Linked DNA regions of Mus musculus: regions 1 and 3 are each linked to region 2. Evidence: chromatin contacts called from ENCODE Hi-C or POLR2A ChIA-PET data. All regions are on one chromosome and are shown on one strand. The core of a region is the stretch at or near the end of the contact, and the rest is flanking DNA. Distances in the headings are between cores, read along the strand shown. Region 1 holds the start of Adam9 (a disintegrin and metallopeptidase domain 9 (meltrin gamma)). Region 2 overlaps Plekha2 (pleckstrin homology domain-containing, family A (phosphoinositide binding specific) member 2). Region 3 holds the start of 5830408C22Rik (RIKEN cDNA 5830408C22 gene).

Region 1 (2,964 bases), core at 203-2,702, 51 kb after region 2:
ACTTGGGTGGCTTGGGCACAGGCATGGTTGGTTCCTGAGGAAAGCAAATGTGCTCTTCAGCCGTTAAAACCTTTGTCATGTTTCCAGCGACAGTTATACGGATGAAGTTGTAAAAAAAAAAAAAAAAAATCAAGTCTGTCTGTATGCCCTTCTGTAATTCTTTAACAGCACCCGGCCATGCTTCCCACGAAGGTGCCTGTACAAAGAACAAAATCCTCACCTTGAGACAACCATAACCAAGCTCCTGGGAGGCAGTTGCATTTCCAACGTGATCCACTGGGGCATCACAGTCTACGAACTCGTCGGGTCTGCAAATCAGTAAGATTTTTCATCAGTGCCTTTTGCCGATTGCTTCTGTGTCCGCACGCAATGCTATTTTCGTTCCTCTTTTAATATCTGTTCCTCCTTCTGTACTGGGAACTGGATACGCTAGAGGTGCTATCTACCTTTGAGCTACATTTCCAGCCCTTGAATTTTCTTTCTTTCTTTTTTTTTTAAATTTGAGACAAGTTACCCAGGCTGGCTGGTTGGCCTTGAACTCATCCTGTAACCAAGGCAGCAGAAAGGGTGCAGGAAGTGGAAGGGTTCTGTAGCCTACATTACTCCTTCCCAGTATCTACCACTAACACACAGTTTAATTGCTTTCTGTGGCAGGGCAATTGAGAGGCACCAGTCCCGGAATCACCTCCCCGAGGTGGAAGCAGCCTTCCGCTCCCACAACCAACAGCTATCCCTGGCCCGATCCCCCTCTAGGTCCGCCCGCCACGTCCCGGCAGCTTACAGGTAAGAGCAAAGGATGACTGGCGAGTTGGGGTCGCTGTATTCCCAGCTTGAGGCCGCGGGACCCTCGAGGTGAGCGGCGCCCGAGGGTGTGAGATCCAGTTCGGCCGTAGCATTAAACGAGTGGCTCCGAGAAACACAGTGCAGCAGCAGCAGGTTCCCCAATAGCAGGGCCGCCTGGCCGCACAGCAATAGGTAACTCACAGGGCAGCCGCCCAGCACCATCTTCCCGGGGGCCGGTCCTAGAGACCTGGCCTAAAAACAAAGCCAGGCCGCCACGGCCCACCGGAGCCCGGCGCTGTCAGGCCTCTCTCTACGTCGGGTACGCAACCCTCCGTTCCACAGCCAACCCGTGCGCAGCTCGACGCTCCGCCTGCCACTACGGCCAATCAGAAACGGCCAGGGGAAAGGTGTGGCCTGGCTTCGCTCCGCCCTCCAGTAGACCCTTCACTGCTGCACGGAGCGGAGGGAGGGTGGAGCTTCCCTTAGCCCCGCCCTCCAGCCCCTCCTACCTTCTCTAGTCTCCGCTGAGCGGGCGGAGGGGCGGAACAGCCGGGCGCGAACTGGAGCGGCGGCGGCGGCGGCCGCCGGTGGGTTGGCCAGACTGTATTTTCCCTACGTCAGCCTCTGGCCGCGGGATCGGGAAAGGGGCGGGGTTTTTGGGGGGGGGGGGGTTGCTGCGTCAGTGCCGCGCGCGTGCTCGCCGAGGGCGAGCGCCCCGCCAGCCCGGGGGCCCCCGCGGGGTTGCAAGGATGACCGAAGGGGCGGAGGCGGCGGCCGCGCGTTGAGCGGAACCTGCCGAAGCCCTCGCTATGGGGCCGCGCGCGCTCTCGCCCCTTGCCTCTCTGCGACTAAGGTGGCTGCTGGCGTGTGGCTTGCTGGGCCCAGTCCTCGAGGCCGGGCGACCAGGTGGGTGCCGGACGGGAACCGTGCTGTGGGGAGTGAGTGCTGGGTGGTGAGGGCTGCGAGGCGGACCCTGGGCTCCGGCTCCCCTGTCAGCGCTGACCCGGAGCCCGGTGGCCGGCGGCCGGCTGCACTGTGGCGGTGCGCTCGCTACTCCCGGGCTGCAGCGAGTGCTTTGCGGGTGGAGTGGCTGTCACCAGCTCTGGGCTGGGAGATGGAACTTTTGCTTCAGTCTATCAGGATTTGGGGTTTGACGTTCGCCGTCTTGGACGACTCAGCAGTAGGTCCACAGGGATCCCGATGGAGAAGAGGGCGGGTTTTCCTTGGGCCGTTTTTTTTTTTTTTTTTTTTTTTTTTTTTGTTAGTAAGGATACTTAAAATAATAAAATCAACGAAACGCTACGTTTCTAGAGCCTGTAGTTCAATCTATCTAAATCTGGACAAAGAATCTCTGCTCTGTTTAACCCAGGGGATTATCGGAAAGAATTAAATTACTGTTCGCCAGCACATCTGAATTGTGAAACTTCCCGTAAATATGTAAGATATTTATATTGTGGATGATGAAACTGAATGGGAACACACTAGGTTCTTTTTTTCCTGGAAATAAGTTATTTATTTCATCCTTTGTATTAAATTAGTGTTTGCATGGCTTAGTTATCTCTTTGAGCTCCGGGAACACTATGGACAATAGAAGGCTTTACAAAATTGTTGCCTTCAAAGGTGATGAGTGTAGATTTGAGTTCAGGACCGCTGACCTTCACGAAACTAATTACAGCTTCTTGTCTTTGGCTTTCTCCTTTTTAATTAAGTTAGCGTCCTCCTGGAGTTTATAAATACTGACAAATTTTCAATGGGATGCTTCCAGGACGTGTCTGATGAAACGTGCTGTTCTAGTTAACAATATCGCTATGAAAGGAACTGAAATTTTAATAATCTCTAACTTCTTGTGTTTGCCAGCAAAAACCAGATTATATTTTTAGTACATGTATATGTTTGTTGTTACACATGGGCATAAAAATGAATGGAATATCCTTGTGTTCTTCAGTTGCTGCTGCAATGGGCCAGCTGCTCACATAGGCATGAGTATTCGCTTTGGAAATCTATCCAGCCTTCATCAGGAAGGAAACCCATTCCTGATGCTTTTGGAGGATCTAAAGGGTGACCATGTGGACTAAGATATAGGAGAGATGCTGAAGGGTTTTTTTTTTTTTGTTTGTTTGTTTTTGTTTTTTGTTTTTTGGTGTTGTGTGTGTGTGTGTGTGTGTGTGTGGTTTTTTTTTT
Region 2 (2,846 bases), core at 244-2,743:
GTTTGCACAGAGTGAGACAGATTGGCTTGTTCTGTCCCTGATCTCTGGAAGACTAGTGTATGGGGCTGGCATGTTAGGGGTGGGGTGGAGGGATGGAGGGGTGGGGGGGGTAAGGGGTGGGGTGGAGGGATGGAGGGGTGGGGGGGGGTAAGGGGTGGGGTGGAGGGATGGAGGGGTGGGGGGGGTAAGGGGTGGGGAGAGGTGTGTGGGGGGGTGCTGTCCTCCAGAGGGCCGACCCAAAGATGGAAGTATCTGTCTCCAGGACATAATGACAACAGAAGCAGTCTGGTTGGGCAAACTAGGAAATAACTGAACCTGGCCCATGGTGTTATCTTTTCATTGTCCTTCTGTCCCATCCCAGAGGTCTTCACACAGCCAGCCCCCAGCCCTACTGGATCTATTTTTTGAGGGCTTCTGATAGATAACAGGTCCTCCAAAAATACTGGCTATTAACTATTTGTGTGTTGTGGGCTGGGTGTGGACGGGTAGAGAGAGAGACTCCAAAACAGTGATTCTCAACCTGTGGGTCGGGACCCCTTGAGGTGTTGAGCGACCCTTTCACAGGGGTCACCTAAGACCATAGGCAAACACAGAGATTTCCACTATGGTTCATAACTGTAGCAAAATTACAATTAGGAAATAGCAAGAAAATAATTCTATGGTTGGGTAGCATGAGGAACTGTATTTGAGGGCCACAGTTGGACAGAACACAGGGTCCCCAATGAAGGTGATAGAGAAAGTACCCAAGGAGCTGAAGGGGTCTGCAGCCCCATAGGAGGAACAACAATATGAACCAACCAGTACCCCCAGAGCTCCCTGGGACTAAACCACCAACCAAAGAAAACACATGGTGGTGGGACTCATGGCCCTAGCTGCATATGTAGCAGAGGATAGCCTAGTCAGTCATCAATGGGAGGAGAGGCCCTTGGTCCTGTGAAGGTTCTGTGCCCCAGTATAGGGGAATGCCAGGTTAAGGAAGTGGGAGTGGGTGGATTGGTGAGCAGGGGGAGGGGAGAGGGGATAGGAGATTTTTAGAGAGGAAACTAGGAAAGGGGATAACATTTGAAATGTAAATAAAGAAAATTTCAAATAAAAAAAGCAAAGGAAAGGAAAGGAAAGAAGAGAAGAGAAGAGAAGAGAAGAGAAGAGAAGAGAAGAGAAGAGAAGAGAAAAGAAAAGAAGAGGCCACGGTGTTAGGAAGGCTGAGAGCTACTACTGCTCTGGAGAGCCCACTGAAGGGCACTGATAAATTTCCAGATAAATATGCTTACGTATGTACCAACTTGAAAGGCCTCTGATGATTGTGTGGGTGGCTTTCTTACTTTGTTGCGGGACAGTCTCCTCTGACACTGGGGCATGCTTTTGAGTTCTCCAAGACCTTCCTCTGCTTTTGTCCCGGGTGCTGAGAGGCCTCACTTCCGGCCAACGGCAGACAGGGTGTGGCTGGCCCTCACGGTGTCCCGACGCTTGGGTGACGCTTAGGTTGCTACTGCGTCTGATAATCGAAAGCTCCTGAGACTGTCCAGCTGCCAGGTGGCTCTTCTGCGTCACTCGTGGGGGGCCCCAAGGGTATTCTTTTCTTCACCCCGACACTCTCTCGATGTTGGCGTGCTCACAGGACCTGCCAGCCGACCACTGTTGGGCAGTGACTCAATTGTGTCTGCCTTGTGGTATGAGAATGTTTGTGCCTGGGTGCCCTCGCTTGAGTCAGACTGTTGGATGTCCTCACCCACCTGTGGCCACACTGCTTCCTGTAGGGCCTGTGCTCTTCCTGTGTTTGAAGATGGTTGTAGCCTGACACTGTCACCAACGGGTGGAAGGTAGATGCGGGGGGGGGGCAGGGGGGGGCTGTCCAAGCCTCTGGGGGCAGGCTGTCAGGGACAGGCCAAAGTCAGAGTTCTGCAACAGCCCTTCTCTGTGGACGTAGCCACAGGTGGACAAATTAATTTTTCGTGCCTGCTGCCCTGTGTCTGTGAGAAGGACATTTACCTTCTCACGTTGGTGTTACTAAGGGAGAAACTGGTCTATGGAGGTTCTTAACCCTGGTCTACAGCTAATCAGGACAGAACAGGGATCAATCTCATTAGTTTGGCAATGAATTACTTTGCCCAACAACACTTCCATGCTAAGCCATGAGGCTGGGGCACACTGTAAATGCACATGCATGTGGACCCTCCGACTATAAAGTGCATATACGAATATGAACAAGCAGAAAGCCGTGTATGGCCTTTGGAAGCTCTGGTTCTCACAATAACTGCATGGGTAGCATTTTCCCAGGCTGACTAATCAGTGCAGTGAGCATGATCATTTGTAATCCACGTGGGGTCAAAGGGTCAGCCAGTGGCACTCTGTTCAGCCGGTGATAAATAGGAGTCTCCCCAGGAAAGGGCGATGCTACAGACAAGGTAGAGAGGATCTTAGGGACCAAGCTTCTCAACTCCATCAAAATTGCCAGCTGGATGAGAAGGAAGCTGGGAGGTGGGTGGGTTCCTAGGGCCAGAAAACAGCAGGTCCGTGACACTCAGGGTTAATGCAGGAACCCAGCCAAGCACAGCACAGCACAGCCCAACCCAACCCAACACAGCACAACCCAGCCCAGCCCAGCATACTATAGCATAGCATAGCATAGCATAGCATAGCATAGCATAGCATAGCATAGCATAGCATAGCATAGCATAGCATAGCATAGCCCAGCCCAGCCCAGCCCAGCCCAGCCCAGCCCAGCCCAGCCCAGCCCAGCCCAGCCCAGCCCAGCCCAGCCCAGCACAGCACAGCACAGCACAGCACAGCACAGCCAAGCATAGCATAGCCCAGCACAGCACAGCCCAGCATAGCCCAGCACAGCA
Region 3 (3,266 bases), core at 5-2,504, 34 kb before region 2:
CAAGAATTGACTCGCTTGACCCAGATATAGAAACTGAGGCACTGAGCGGGGTCACGGGTCACCAGCTGCCTAAGGAATGGGAGCCGGTTAGGAGAAATGCTACTTGAAGCCCCAATGCAGGGCAAGGGACCTCCTCAAACGTACAAAATTGACGTTGATGTTTATTTCAAGGGAAATGGCTCCCCTCTCCCCACCTCGTTTTCTTTTCCTTCCTCATTCAGAGCATAATGTTCTAAAGCAAACGTCTTTTTTTCACACCTGAGCGAACTGGGCGGCTCATTTTCGCTTTGGCTATCAAAATAGAAGAGGAAGCGCCTGCGGTTTCATCAGGGGAGCTTTCGGGGCGTGTGCTGCCGGGCGTCCCGCCTTCCTGCCGGCTCACCTGGCTGCAGCCCTCAGCCCCCAGGCTGCCAGGCTGCCTTTGCCTCGCACCGTACTTCCCACCCGCGAAGCCAGGCCTAGTCCTGCAGAGCTTCCGGGGGCGACTTTTTCACTACACACTCCGAGTACCTTGGACCCACACGGCTGACATCAGCATCCTCCTCCCCGCCCCCAGCCCCCAAAGCCGCATCTCTCGGTGCTCGGTCCCTGGGCTGACAATTTTACCGTAAAATTGAGTCCACTTTGTCTGCCTGGCGTTACTTATATTTAAATGTCAATGTCTCCACGAGGGAGGCCTGCGTTAGACCGGACAGACCTGCCCTCTACTGACTGGGGACCCAGAACAAGTTACCTAATGTCTTGGAGTCTCGGTTTCCTCATCGGCCCCAGCACCGGATTGATACCTACGGGTTGCTGTGTGACTGAAGGGCGAGGGCGCTGGAGTTCTGTCTGGTCACCCTAGGCTGAACCTATCGAATCCAGCTTCTCTTTCCCACTTCTCTCCGTGCTCCAAGAAGGGCCAGGCAAGCTGGGTCAGGGCGTTGGCGACCCTCTTAGCTCCGGGGGGTGCACTTTAGACCGCAGGGGGCGATGCGTTCCTCTCTCCACCCCTAAACTCCCAACGCCCCCTCGCCCTCCGGGCAGCCGCGGTTTGGGCCGGCTGCACAGTGCGCAGAAGTAGGCTCGGGACGTGACGGTCGAGCACCCCATCGCGGACACCTGCTGCAGCCGGGTTACATCCCACCAACCTCCTCCCCCCCGCCATCCCCCGCTGCTGTCCCCTCGAGGTCTCCGCACCCCTCTCCTCCCCCCTGGAGGCCCGAGGAGCATTGTACTCACATCCGGGGCTGGGTTTTGCTTTAATGTGAAACGAAATTAACCCGGAAAAAAAGAGTCGAGAGACGGCCTTGGAGGACAGCTGAGGATAAGGGAGAAGTGTGCCGCAGGACAGGCGGGAAGCGAAGCCCCGAGGCGCAGAGCTCTGGGACCCGATGCGACCCTTGCTGCGCAGAGCGCGGTGAGTCGGGCAGAGAGGCGCAAGGGTCCGGGCGCGGAGGGCAGAGAGGGGAGCAGGGCGGCTGGGTTTGCTTGGTGGCGCCAGTCCGGGTGGTGGACGGCGACCGGAGGTGGCCCAATGGGCCACCTCCCCTAGCTCCCAGGAAAGCCCCAAATGCAGCCCCTCCTCCAGTGCACTGGCGCCTCCTGGGTGACCAAGGTCGCCACCGCCAGGGGTCGGGCTGTGGGGTGGGGCGTGTGGGGGCGGTGTCCTGTGGAGCTGCAGATTCTCACGTTTGCAGCGGCGAAACTTCTCCGAGGTTCAAGCACAGGGGTGGTAGCCCCTCAAGGACTGCCCGGGCAGCGGGTAGGGGAGGAGCGCAGAGAACGTCCCAGGCAAGTCCCTCAGGCACGAGTTGGGTGTTGGAGCCTCTTCCTTCTCCTTCTCACTCCTTTTTAACTTGGCGCGGGCCTAGAATGCTACCCTGGGGAGACTCCTCCTTTCGTCTGCTCCCGCCATGGGCTTCTGGGATTCCTGGCAATGGAGGTGACTTGGTGGAAAACGTAGGTCGGTTCCAGGTTAGGTAACCCTTTCGAGGGGAAGCCTCAAAAGGCTGTCCCCTTTAACGTCCGCGCTTCCCTGTTCTGCTCAGCCATGGAGACTTAAAATTTAAAAGGAAAAGAAAAGAAGAAAGGAGAGATGGGGCCAGGTCGTGTGGGAAGGGAAAAAAAGTATCAGGGCATGACCAGGGCACCCTTGTACACCTTCTGCCCTGGGCAGCCCTGCCCCGAGTCTTTCACCTTTAAGGCTTCCTTCCTTCGTGAACATCTTCCGTTTGTACTCCTTCTGTCCCTGATTGGACTCAATTAAGAGTTTTTCAGAGGCGCATAAACACTAGAGGAGGAGCAGGGGAGAACGAACCAGTTGCGGCTCCTGGGAGCATTTTGGTTTGCAGTAGAGGCTGAAGTTCCAAAATTGTGCTAGTGTTCTTAATGTCTTTGATTAGCTGTCCCCCATCCCCCACTCTTTCTTTGTTGCCTCCCACTCCTCCACCCCCCCACCCCCCTCCAGGAGGAGTATAACGCTTCCAGCAACAGCTAAGCAGAAGACACAGGAAGGGTAGAAGTTTTATCTTCAACTTGGTTGCATCTAGTGACTTGTTAATAATAATGATAATAACTTGGTAATAAGAACGTACTGAGTTAGCAGTGGGCCAGCAGCTCACCGGGTCTTTAGGGAGTTGTCAGACTAGTGAAGGACCCTGGCTGTGCAGAGCATCAAACTGGAGTCCCTGGTGTTTGGAGAAGCCAGAGGAGGATTTCTGAAGCATAATCAGTGGCCTTGGCAGAGTTTAGCTTTCCCTGGGTGCTGCCTGAGGCAGGGTTCTAAGAAGAGTAGAGTTTGTTGAGCAAATGAATGAAAGCTATCACTGAGAAGAAACAGAAGAAAGGTGGGGCCTCAGGTTGTGTCAGGCAACGTTTCTCTAGCTATTGTCTTTAGACTGATGAGTCCTTTGGCTGTATCTGCAGATGTCTTTTTACAGATTACTGGTACCCTTAGTGGAGTTTTAGCTGGCTTACATGGGAGTCTTACCTACCTCTTAACTGGCGAATTTCTACCCGGGATCAATTTGGGAACTGCCTGTCCTTTGGTGGAGAGATGGCACACCCTTCTCTTCCCTTACATTAGTGCTTGCTGCTTCTCCCTTGTGTGAAAGGAAGTAGGGCCTGCAACCTCCCTCATGTCATCCCAGTGACGTGAAGAGAGCTCAGATCTCTTGGGATTGGGGTTTTTATTGAGGGACACAATCCATCCTGGACACACACAGGGTTTGGTTGTTGGCTGCTGCTGAAGCAACTCTGCAGATGTGGGAAAGGGACAGCAGAAT

Evidence for each region. A loop is a pair of places that touch in the nucleus more often than their neighbours do. ChIA-PET counts read pairs that join two places held with the same protein, here RNA polymerase II (POLR2A).
Region 1: POLR2A ChIA-PET joins it to region 2 with 14 read pairs in Patski. The contact joins the promoter of Adam9 here to the enhancer-like site in region 2. POLR2A ChIA-PET finds 5 or more read pairs at or near these places in 2 of 5 experiments (Patski and embryonic stem cell).
Region 3: a loop to region 2 is called in a map of heart, with 2.9 times the contacts of the local background. The contact joins the promoter of 5830408C22Rik here to the enhancer-like site in region 2. A Hi-C loop is called at or near these places in 8 of 37 maps with a recorded cell type or tissue (T-helper 17 cell, gastrocnemius, heart and 2 more). POLR2A ChIA-PET finds 5 or more read pairs at or near these places in 3 of 5 experiments (Patski and embryonic stem cell).

What each region holds. Positions count from the first base shown.
Region 1 is chr8:25,015,410-25,018,373 of GRCm38, reverse strand. It overlaps Adam9 (a disintegrin and metallopeptidase domain 9 (meltrin gamma)), which reads left to right and starts at 1,452. Exons shown (of 22, transcript NM_001270996.1): 1 at 1,452-1,689. The coding sequence starts at 1,593. It overlaps Tm2d2 (TM2 domain containing 2), which reads right to left and starts at 1,163. Exons shown (of 4, transcript NM_027194.3): 1 at 782-1,163; 2 at 221-308. The coding sequence starts at 1,005.
Region 2 is chr8:25,066,983-25,069,828 of GRCm38, reverse strand. The region is part of intron 3 of Plekha2 (pleckstrin homology domain-containing, family A (phosphoinositide binding specific) member 2); the gene reads left to right. Among named protein-coding and RNA genes, the nearest start is that of Htra4, 29 kb to the right of the region's middle. Within about 2 kb of position 1,493, at least 1 of the 3 ENCODE cell types and tissues checked has a DNase peak (open chromatin) inside an H3K27ac peak, as active enhancers do; it is heart, where a contact is called at or near this core.
Region 3 is chr8:25,100,167-25,103,432 of GRCm38, reverse strand. It overlaps 5830408C22Rik (RIKEN cDNA 5830408C22 gene), which reads right to left and starts at 1,254. Exons shown (of 2, transcript NR_155282.1): 1 at 1,222-1,254. Plekha2 (pleckstrin homology domain-containing, family A (phosphoinositide binding specific) member 2) reads left to right here and starts at 1,622. Exons shown (of 12, transcript NM_031257.3): 1 at 1,622-1,773.